Regions from separate parts of the Homo sapiens genome. Here region 1 is linked to region 2. Evidence: read pairs that join two places in POLR2A ChIA-PET (ENCODE). Cell type or tissue: CD4-positive, alpha-beta T cell. All regions are shown on one strand. Each heading gives the region's core, and the rest is flanking DNA. Links, peaks and the distances in the headings are about the cores only. Region 1 overlaps ARID1B (AT-rich interaction domain 1B). Region 2 overlaps ARID1B (AT-rich interaction domain 1B).

Region 1 (5,390 bases), core at 125-5,124, 110 kb before region 2:
CACAGAAGTGAAGTGTCCTTCATATCGTACCATAGCGGGGAGGACGAGGTCAACATGACGATGTCAACATGACTCACCACTGGTGATGTTAGCCTTGATCACTTGGTTAAGGTGGTGTCAACCAGGTTTCTCCATTGTTAAGTTACTTTATTCCCTGTCCATACTCTACTCATGAAGGGAGTCACTAAGTCCAGCCCACACTCATGGGAGGGGAATTAAGCTCCACCTCCTAGTAAAAGAATATCAAAAATTTTGTGGATGTATGTAAAAACCAGACAAGAATAAACATTTTGGGTGATATATATGAAATTATGCAAGTATCCTAGTAGAAAATTTTCATATTTTCATTAAAATCATTTTTAAGACTTCTGAATGCTTTAGAAAAGTAGAGAATTCAGAAACTTTTTACATGATTAGCTTAACTAGATTACAGATGGAAATGTTTTATGGAGACTATTTTTATATTTTAAAATCAAATTCAACAAATGCAGTACTCCCGCAAAAGTCAAACTTAAAACCATGCATTTTTCTTATTTTCTGTTATGATTCATAGACTCACTTAGATAAGAGGTTTCCAAAATGAGTTTTCATTTTTGTACAGGGGCAGCTGGTCACTTAATACCTCAAGTGCTAGCACTCAAGTGCAATTTTACATAATAATTTTTTCCAAGAGCATATAACCACTTTATAATATGTTACTTCAAAAACTACTCAAAAGGAGGTGGTCATCAACCTATTCAGGGTCTCAGAAAGAAACTTCCAATGCCAATAATAATAACCATGATGATAAAGAAAATAGTATCAATAAGGACTTGAATGAGCACTGGACACCCAGTGTGTTTTACACTCAACCATACTACCTCTCCACAAGAGCCATTCTTACACCACGCCATGATGTTACTATACCTCACCTTTATAAATAATTACCCTGTTCCCTGGAGCACGTTCCCAGACCCTAGAGTAGGATAAAAAGTTTCCTCTGATGATCACTTCACTCCACTATAAAGAGTCTCAAAGACAGCATAAAATAAGACATGGGACTCCCAAAGGCACAAGAATAAAATTCACATTTCCTTTGCACTGTAATACCTTTGAACAAGGGAGAGACCAAAAGAACTTGACTCACTAGCCCATCATATTGCCTAATTCCTCTTTATCCAAGTAAATTATATATCCAAACAAGTAAAGCTGGACTTAAACTCTGATCAATAATCTGTAAATTGGCCGGGCATGGTGTCTCATGCCTGTAATCCTAGCACTTTGGGAGGCCGAGGTGGGCGGATCATCTGAGCTCGGGAGTTCGAGATCAGCCTGGCCAACATGGTGAAACCCCATCTCTACTAAAAATAAAAATTAGCCCCGTGTGGTGAGGCACACCTGTAATCCCAGCTACTCAGGAGGCTGAGGCACGAGAATTGCTTGAACCCCGGAGGCTGAGGTTGCAGTGAGCTGAGAGTGTGCACCACTTAGTTCCAGCCTGGGTGACAGAGTGAGACTCTGTCTCAAACAAACCAACAAACAAACAAACAAAAAACAATCTGAAAATCTCTGGAAGGTGCTGTGAAGCCTTCTTGCTACATCTTATTCTAATCCTCTAATGAAACCTGCTTCTCAAAGGCATGCAATCAATGTTCAAGTTTTCTTTTTGATATTTGTATGGTATCATAACAGTCTTCTTTTTGTTTTGGGGGATGGGGATGATTACAATAGAATTCGGGCTCTGGAACCAGACAGCTGCTGGTCAGTTTCACTCACTCGGAGGACTTGGGCAAAGGCCTGAGCCACAGTCAAACCCTACCGGCCTCCACTCCACTTGTGTGTGTAGCATGTGGATAATAAATAATGAACTCACAGTGTTGAGAGAGTTAACTGAGTTGCTGTAGATAAAGCAGCACTAAGCATGATCTGTCTGGCACCAAGATCTGTGCTCGTTAAATACTTACTGTGATAAAGGTGTTGAATAATAACATGGCAGCTAACTCCTCCAGCAGGAATTGTGGGGTAAGAGCAGTGTAAACTCAGGTCCTGGTGCAATCATTTCTTCACCTAACCTTAAGCAAGTTACCTAAGTTCACTGAGAATACTTAATTTCACCACCCCCCAAATAGAGAAAATAACATTTATGCCACAGTGAGAATTAAATGCAATCGTGAATCTGAAACATTAAGCATACAATAAGTGCTCAATAAGCAGTCGCTATGTATAAATACATACATCCACATATTAACACAGTTCTGACACATACTGTTTTTAAACACTGCTTATAAGGTAAAATACATTTTGAGTAAAGAATGTGTAAATGACTTGTAGAAAAATATCTCACTTAAAAGATGGGGTGCATAGGGCCAGGCGCGGTGGCTCACATCTGTAATCCTAGCACTTTGGGAGGCTGAGGCAGGCAGATCACCTGAGGTCAGGAGTTTGAGGCCAGCCTGGCCAACACGGTGAAACCCTGTCTCTACTAAAACTACAAAAATTTAGGCAGGTGTTGTGGTGTACATCTGTAATTCCAGCTATTCAGGAGGCTGGGGCAGGAGAATTCCCTGAACCCAGGAGGCGGAGGTTGCAGTGAGCCGAGATTGTACCACTGCACTCCAGCCAGAGCGACAGAGTGAGGCTGTGTCTCCAAAAAAAAAAAAAAAAAGATGGGGTGAATAAATACTAGTGGCATAAATGTATCCCATTCTTTATCAAATATTTATCAGATAATTATGTATTAGGCAAAGAGTTATATTAACAATCAATATTATACTAAGCAAATGGCCTTTGGCACTTCTTTAAAGTATATAAACACTACACACCAAAGACAGCACTGACTAGAGAAGGGAACCAGCCCAGGTTGTAAAGCCTTGGTTCAAGTCTTTGCTGTAGTACTTCCCAGTGGTGTGACATTGGGCAAGTGATTTAACATCTCTAAGCCTCAGTTTCTTCACCTATAAAATGGATCTCTGTCTCAAAGAGGCTGAGAGAACTGAATGAGTTAATAAAGAATCCACTTAATATATGTTAGTGATTATTTTGATTTTTGTTTTATAATATCACATAGTATTAAGATAATTTAAAACAGGAAATAAGAAAACTGGACATTGTAACAGCAATAAGTTAGAAATCATCTAAATCTGTTTAGTAGCGAGCAATTTAAAAGTATATAGAAATTATTAAAAATGTATGTCATATTAATATAAACAGTACAATTTTATTGAAAAGATTGAACGAAAATCAAGTAACAACAGAAAATAAACATTATAAAGATTATATGAGCATGCAGGCTTATTTATACATACAAAATACACTTGTATATACGTGCCTTTTTAAATGCCTAACAGGTATAGACTGGTGCTGAATAAAATATTAACAGTAGTTATTTGAGGTGATCAGATTTGGGAGGATTTTCACTTCCTTCTTTGTACTTGAGAATTTACCAACTGTATAAATGCTGAAGCTTTTTTTGTAAAGGAAATAAAACAAAAGGGGACCCTGGAGATTTTAACACATAGCTACAGCACAACTGAATGAAGAGAAGATTAACTTATGCCCACTCGAAGGTGAACAACAAATCCTATTTAAAAGATGGGAAACAGATGAATAGCAGTAGCATGAAATCACATTAGTATTTTCAGAATAGATGTTAAAACTTAATGAAGACATATACAATAAGGAAATGATAAGATCAAGTTGGACAAAGAAAAAATTCTGCTCATATGCATACTTTGCACATTTGATCAACCTAATATTTTTACTAAGATTTTCTTTATGGTCCCCATTTAGCAAGTCTGTAAATACCTGAATAAGATAGCTGAGGAAAACTTCTGAAAAATCCGATTTTGGGTAAGTGGGAAAAAGCAAAAGTCTAAAGTCAGATTTTCATAGCATGGCCTTTTGATAATAACAGCCCCAGTCTAACAACCCAACCTTCCCCAAAAGACGAACAAATAAATTCAGACATAGGAACTTCTAGTTAAATGGGTCACAGAAGCTGGCATCTTGAACCTGAAGATTCTCAGAAGAAACAGAAGTCACATGCCTATCAATAATTTACACAGACTTTAAAATAAATTGTTATTCTTTCACTGCTGGCAACTTTGTGGAATAGGACCAATTATCAGGAAACAATGAATACCACTGCTTCAGGTACAGGTAGCGCCTGTGCCCGGAATAACTCCTCAACAATCTTGTCAATGGTCTCCTTCTAAGAGTTACATGCTTAATGTTTGTTTGTTTTGTTGTTGTATTTTTTTTCCTTTCAAAGATAATTATAATTTTTAAGACAATTATTTGTGAACTGATGCTTTTAAAGTTCCTGTTTCATTTGGAAATTGTAGAAGTCTTAAAGTAATGAAATGGAGAGGAAAGAGTATCCTAAAACTATAACCTGCAGTCCATTTGTCCTACTGAGCTCACTTTTTGCTCTTAGGATGTGTCACCACGTGAGATTGTTTAGGAGCACCACGGCAGTCCATCAGTCTGCAGAGTGTGATGGGACCTTCCAAGGTGTGCCCTTGTGTGGAGTGCACCTGCCTCTTCTTGCCTTCTGCATCCTGTCCTCTTCTGAATTTTTCTCAACACTGCTAAGTAGATAAGACATTGTACTAAGGATAAAATGAATTTTGGCTTTGAGAATAAAAGCAGCATCTTTAAAAATAAACATACGAAGACTGGTAAATGTTACTTAGAAATTAAATAAAAGAAGAGTGAAGGAAAAAAATGTAAAGCTAAGAGGAGCACAGCAATCTGCTCCGAGCTGCACGAGTGCCAGTTTGTGGGCCCCAGGGCTCGGCAGGATTTCTCTGTACAGTGCCAAACTCCAACAATATTGTTATGGTTAGAAAGGAATTTCTCACAAGAGCTAACAAAGGCAGAAGGTCATAAATAAACCCAGCAGGATTGCCTTGTCAGTTCTCATTATTAGCGCTGCAGGCATTTGCTTTTCTATGGGCTTCTTACAGGTTCATTTAAGTGTAAGAGTTCCTCCTCAAAAATTCACATGCTCGTAAATAAAACTGTTCCTAATCTAGCAATGTAAAATACTTGAAAACTAAGAAAATAAGTAAGTAAATAAACACATAAAGGCCAGGAGACCTGCAAAGGGCAAGGGATACTGCCGCATGCTCCAGAACTTCATACCTGAACTCCTGGCCTGATTGACTACCCTTAGCACTGACCACAAGAATTGTCTGAAGAATTATATCTGGGCAGGAAACGATGCTGAGCTCCTAAACTGATGCTGACATATGTTATAAACTGAGCAAAGCACAGCTGTGTGATCATTACTGTAATTATGAAGTGACATTTAGTGTTAACTTTTATTGAAGATTTTTAACTAGTAACAAAAAAGGAGGTGTCAGTATACTAGCAATAGGAAGAGATGTTGATATTTAGCAATTTAGAAT
Region 2 (5,390 bases), core at 172-5,171:
ACTAAAAGAAAAAGCCAGAAAAAGAGCCTATTAAAAGTTATTTATAGCAGGACATGGTGGCTCATGCCTGTAATCCCAGCACTTTGGGAGGCTGAGGCAGGTGGATCACCTGAGGTCAGGAGTTCGAGACCAGCCTGACCAACACGGAGAAACCCCATCTCTACTAAAAATATAAAATTAGCCAAGCATGGTGGCACATGCCTGTAATCCCAGCAACTCGAGAGGCTAAGGCAGGAGAAACGCTTGAACCCGAAAGGCGGAGGATGCAGTGAGCCGAGATCGCGCCACTGCACTCCAGCCTAGCGACAGAGCGAGACTCCGTCTCAAAGCAAAAAAACAAAGTTATTTATGGCCAGGCGCAGTGGCTCATGCCTGTAATCCCTACACTTTGGGAGCACGAGGCGGGTGGATCACCTGAGGTCAGGAGTTCCAGACCAGCGTGGCCAACATGAAGAAACCCGATCTCTATTAAAAATACAGAAAATTAGCCGGACGTGGTAGCAGGTGCCTGTAATACCACCTACTTGGGTGGCTGAAGCAGGAGAATCACTTGAACCCGGGAGGCGGAGGTTGCAGTGAGCCAAGATCGCACCACTGCACTCCAGCCTGGGCAACAAGGGTAAACCTCTGTCTCAAAAAAAAAAAAAAAAAAAAAAAAGAAAAGAAAAGAAAAGTTATTTATGTCTGTATTGTAGTGATTTTCCCTTAAATTGAAATGCTGGTTCTAAGCATTTACACTACCAAAACGAGAAAATAAACAAAAATTTAAAGTATGCCTTCTTAAATCTTATATATGAGGACTGCGATATACCATTGAAGTATTATCTGCACACTTATAGGAATTTAATGTAAATTTCAAGTTAAGCAAGAAATGGTTAATCAGAATTTGTTTGGCTGTGGGCCTGTCTTGTTGAATGATAAATTAGCAGTACATACAGATAAAGGCCAGTCCCACTTATTGAAAAGAAAATAGGCAAAACATCCTACATATCTTAGCTCTCTATGAGAACTTGTGGTCCCTGTGATGAGGCCAGAGATCTCATGTGGTTGTGCTGGTACTTCATTAAAAGAAAATAAAAGCAAAGCAGGTATGTAAATACACAAATAATACATCTTAGTAATTAAAACAAGTATACACTGCCCACAACTTAAAGACAAAATTTCAGAAGTCTAATCTGAAAAGTCTCAGAATTTATTAATGATTAATAAATTTTTTCATAGTCTGCAATAAAGTACAAGTGTATATTTAAATACGACTTTTGGACAATCGAGCTAACAATAAAAAAATCTTATTGTTCACAAACTGCCCCCCAAAATAATTAGCAAACTACAATTCTCCATTAGGTTCCAAAATTTCAAAACCACATTAAATATAAAAGAGCTGGAAAAAGAGGCTACTAATGGTTGTACATATTTGTATTATAACAAATTTTTCCCTAAATTGAAACCACTAGGTTTTTATTTGAAACTTAATATGTGTTTAATCTACTCTTTCTACAACTATTAATACACATTCACGGATTAAGTGCAGACTTAGTTTATTCAGTTAACGCCTACTAAACTAGGCAGAGCAGTCATCGAATAACAAACAGTGACTTTTCTTAAGTGACACCCATTTTCCATACTTTTTAAGGATAAAGTGGAGAAGACTGAGCAAGAAAGAGCTGCTTCAGAACAACGGGCACATCTGGAGGAAGACAGGTGCCTTCATGAAGGGTGGAAAACCCTGGGCAAGCCTAGAAAATTTAGAAAATGAAATAAACTGTGCAACCACATTCCAGATAGGCATCAACAAAGTAATGACAGGGAAAGCACTGCAGAATTATGTTATTCCTTTGAAGCTTTAAAAAACTGTGTTTAAAAAATAAAAATAAGAAACTCTTGATCCCAGCTGCTCTATGCAAAAGAAAAGTAGAGGAAATAACTAAATTTCAAACTACTGATAAACAACATACAGGACATAGGGAAGAGAATACTTATGTAGCTGTATATTCAATGACAAAGTAACTCTATGAAATATTCATTTGAAAGGTAATTAAGTCTTACAATTGAAAAGCTAACCTTTCACAACACAAAAACCATCATGCGGCTTTGAGATTAACACATTCTTATGTCCTCTGGTGCTCATTACAATTTATTTAGCACCTCATCTACATTGATACTTGGACTGTTTATATATTTTTCATTTCCTACAAGCTAAAATAGAAAAGAACCAAGGCTGATTCTCCCCCAAATATCTCAAACAAAACCTTTACAGATCACATATATAAGACTTATATAATAACCTTAGTGTTAAATCATGCTAAAATATTAATGAAAATAAATTTTTTCCATTAAGAGAATCCATACTTCAACTGAGGTTAAGCTGTCAAAAAAAGATGGTTTTAAAATCTATATTCTTTTTTGTAAAATCAATGATTCCAAACTTTCAACTTTTATACACATACATAACATTCTATGGCCTTGAGTATACGCATAAAATTACGCCATCATAAAAGAATTTAAAACCACAAATTTCTCAAATAATCCTATCCTGATTTTCCCTACATAGAATATTAAATTAGCCTTTCTGTGGTCTCACAGCACATGAGGGATGACGGGACTTTTTTTCCAGAAGAAATTAGCAGAATTTTAGGCTTTAAATGCCAAAACACTCTATTAGCTTCCCTTTGGCTATTAGTCTGATAAACAGAGTGGTCTCTAAAGTGTCTGCAACAGATACCAATAAATTTTCAAAATGAGACTTAGCACCTGCTTTTCTGATGTCAAAGAGAATGAAAAAGAGCTGATTCAGCATATGTGGTATATCCATTCAAGTCACATACTACTGATGTCACTGCGAGCTTTGACAGCTCATCGTCTTGACAAGCCAAAGGTTGCAAGATGAGTTAATAAGGCATGCAGCTGAGTCCATGATGACAGGCTTTGGGGAAGGCTGGGGACAACATCCCCCACAACTGCAGGCCAAGGGGCAGAATCCTTGTGACTGCTTCCAAGGGTGACAGAGAGATTCTGAAACTGAAACAAACGAGCAGTGGAGAAGAATTTCTCCTTCAAGTGCGATTAATCAGCTCCTTTCCACAATTGGCAAGCACATATTCATACTAAAGAAAAGGGAACAGAAAACCGTTTCCAGAATCCAAACTTAAGCCACGTGGGCATAGTTCATGCTAGAGATTATTGTATGTCCTGCCTCTCGGACTGCTACCTCATAAGCACATTTAAAATTTCTGTTGTGCAAGATAAATATTACACAATTTCTGTAAACAAGAAGAATTTCAAATAAATATACTGAGAGGAGAAGTTTGTTTTGGTTTCAGGAGATTTATTTGATTACAAAACAAACAAACTCTTCCATGGTTTTGATTTTATGTAGCATTTGATCCATTTTCATAAATACTACTTAGAATTTTTTAAACGCTTAAGTATCATTCTGAACACTAAAGATTAATATAACAAAAAAGACAACTAAATTAAGCAACACTTAGTTACACAGTCTATTTAGATTCTTTAATATTTTCTTAAACAGGCTTATTCCATATGAATACTATGCAATCATTTAAAATGACCTACGCAACTAACTGTATTTGACAAGAAATTACAATTTCCAAGTAGATAATAAAAACAGTACATAGAATACGACTGTTCTTCTAAAAGAAATTATCCACGAATACACACAGAGAAAGAAAGAGAAAATAGTAATCTTCTCAACTTTATAATGAAAATATTAACTATGTGATTAGGATAACCAGTAGAGCGATTTTTAGAAAGAGAAAACTTAACATCACTGAACAGACTTCTTTGTTACTCCCTAATCTAAATCTAAATTCATTACTTGATGCAAAAATGCAACACAAACACAGTCGGTGCAGGCAAAACAGAGTGACTTTTAAGCCCTCTAAAACAAACAGAACCTACCAAAATAAACTATAACTAACTACATAATACTTCTAAAGAAATTGAGGCCGGGCGCGGTGGCTCACACCTGTAATCCCAGCACCTTGTGAGGGCCGAGGTGGGTGGATCACGAGGTCAGGAGATAGCGATCATCCTGGCCAAAATGGTGAAACCCCGTCTCTACTAACATAAAAAAAAAATAGCTGGCCGTGGTGGCGCACGCCTGTAGTCCCAGCTACTGGGAGGCTGAGGCAGGTGAATTGCTTGAACCCAGGAGGCAGAGGTTGCAGTGAGCCGAGATCGTGCCACTGCACTCCAGCCTGGCGACAGCGTGAGACTCCATCTCAAAAAGAAAGAAAGAAATCGGCCAGGTGTGATGGCTCACACCTGTAATCCCCACACTTTGAAAAGCCAAGGCGGGCGGATCTCTTGAGCGTGGGAGTTTAAGAGCAGACTGGCAACATGGGAAGATCCATCTCTACTAAAAATACAAAAAAATTAGCCGGGGGTGGTGGTGCCTGCCTGTAGTCCCAGCTACTTGGGGGGCTGAAGTTGGAGGATCGCTTTAGCCCGGGAAGCGGTGAGCTGTGATTGTGCTGTGATTAAGCTGTGATTGTGCTACCGCACTCCAGCCTGGGTGGCACAGCCAGACCTTGTCTCCCTCCACGTCCCCACCACGCCCCAAAAGAGAAAAGAAATAGACACAGGCACAGACATCTGGAAAACTTTTTCTAAAATTAAAAAATAAAATTTTATAACACAGCTTTTTAGAAATAACTGTTTAAAGACATTACAGGCAAAAGAGGAAAATATTGCTGAATTATCATTTACCTTTCTATAGTTTTTTTTGAGACAGAGCCTCGCCCTGTCGCCCAGGCTGGAGTGCAGTGGCGTGATCTCAGCTCACTGCAAGCTCCGCCCGCCGGGTTCACGCCATTCTCCTGCCTCAGCCTTCCGAGTAGCTGGGACTGCAGGCGCCCGCCACCACGCCCGGCTAATTTTTTGTATTTTTAGTAGAGACGAGGTTTCACCGTGTTAGCCAGGATGGTCTCGATCTCCTGACCTCGTGATCCACCCACCTCGGCCTCCCAAAGTGCTAGGATTACAGGTGTGAGCCACCGCGCCCGGCCTTTCTATAGTATTTTTAAGAGTATTTGTGTATATGTAAAATTATTCTATCAGAGAAATCAGTCCATTTACTGACCCTAGTAAAAATAGGGTCAGTGTTATGGTGAAATTGACTTAGAAGAGATTAGAAGTGGCAGGCTGCTCCCCACCCCAACATTATGTTTATTTTGAAATACAAAGAATACAAATTTTCTTTTTAAAAATACATTCCTCAGTAAACAAAACACTAATCATAAACAAGATCAGACACGAGTTGCTCCCAGCCCCGTGTGCCCATTTATTTGTACTTCAAGAAACAACCAGCACATCCCACCTCTGTATCAATTTCACATTCAACAGGTGGTAAGCGCAGCTCACACAGCGAC

Evidence for each region. ChIA-PET counts read pairs that join two places held together with the same protein. Peaks named below come from ENCODE experiments on the same cell type or tissue, not always from the same donor. Only the 100,000 strongest peaks of a DNase experiment are listed, where the experiment ranks them.
Region 1: POLR2A ChIA-PET joins it to region 2 with 5 read pairs; 3 of 35 experiments call an interaction of 5 or more read pairs at or near these places.

What each region holds. Positions count from the first base shown.
Region 1 is chr6:157,070,357-157,075,746 of GRCh38, reverse strand. All of the region lies in intron 4 of ARID1B (AT-rich interaction domain 1B), which reads right to left. Among named protein-coding and RNA genes, the nearest start is that of TMEM242, 250 kb to the left of the region's middle. In CD4-positive, alpha-beta T cell, for the core only: no CTCF peak of the experiment used is centred there; no DNase peak of the experiment used is centred there; H3K4me3 peaks cover 3 bases.
Region 2 is chr6:156,961,655-156,967,044 of GRCh38, reverse strand. The region is part of intron 4 of ARID1B (AT-rich interaction domain 1B); the gene reads right to left. Among named protein-coding and RNA genes, the nearest start is that of MIR4466, 180 kb to the right of the region's middle. RefSeq lists an enhancer at 3,703-4,343. In CD4-positive, alpha-beta T cell, for the core only: no CTCF peak of the experiment used is centred there; a DNase peak (open chromatin) is centred at 2,914; H3K4me3 peaks cover 421 bases.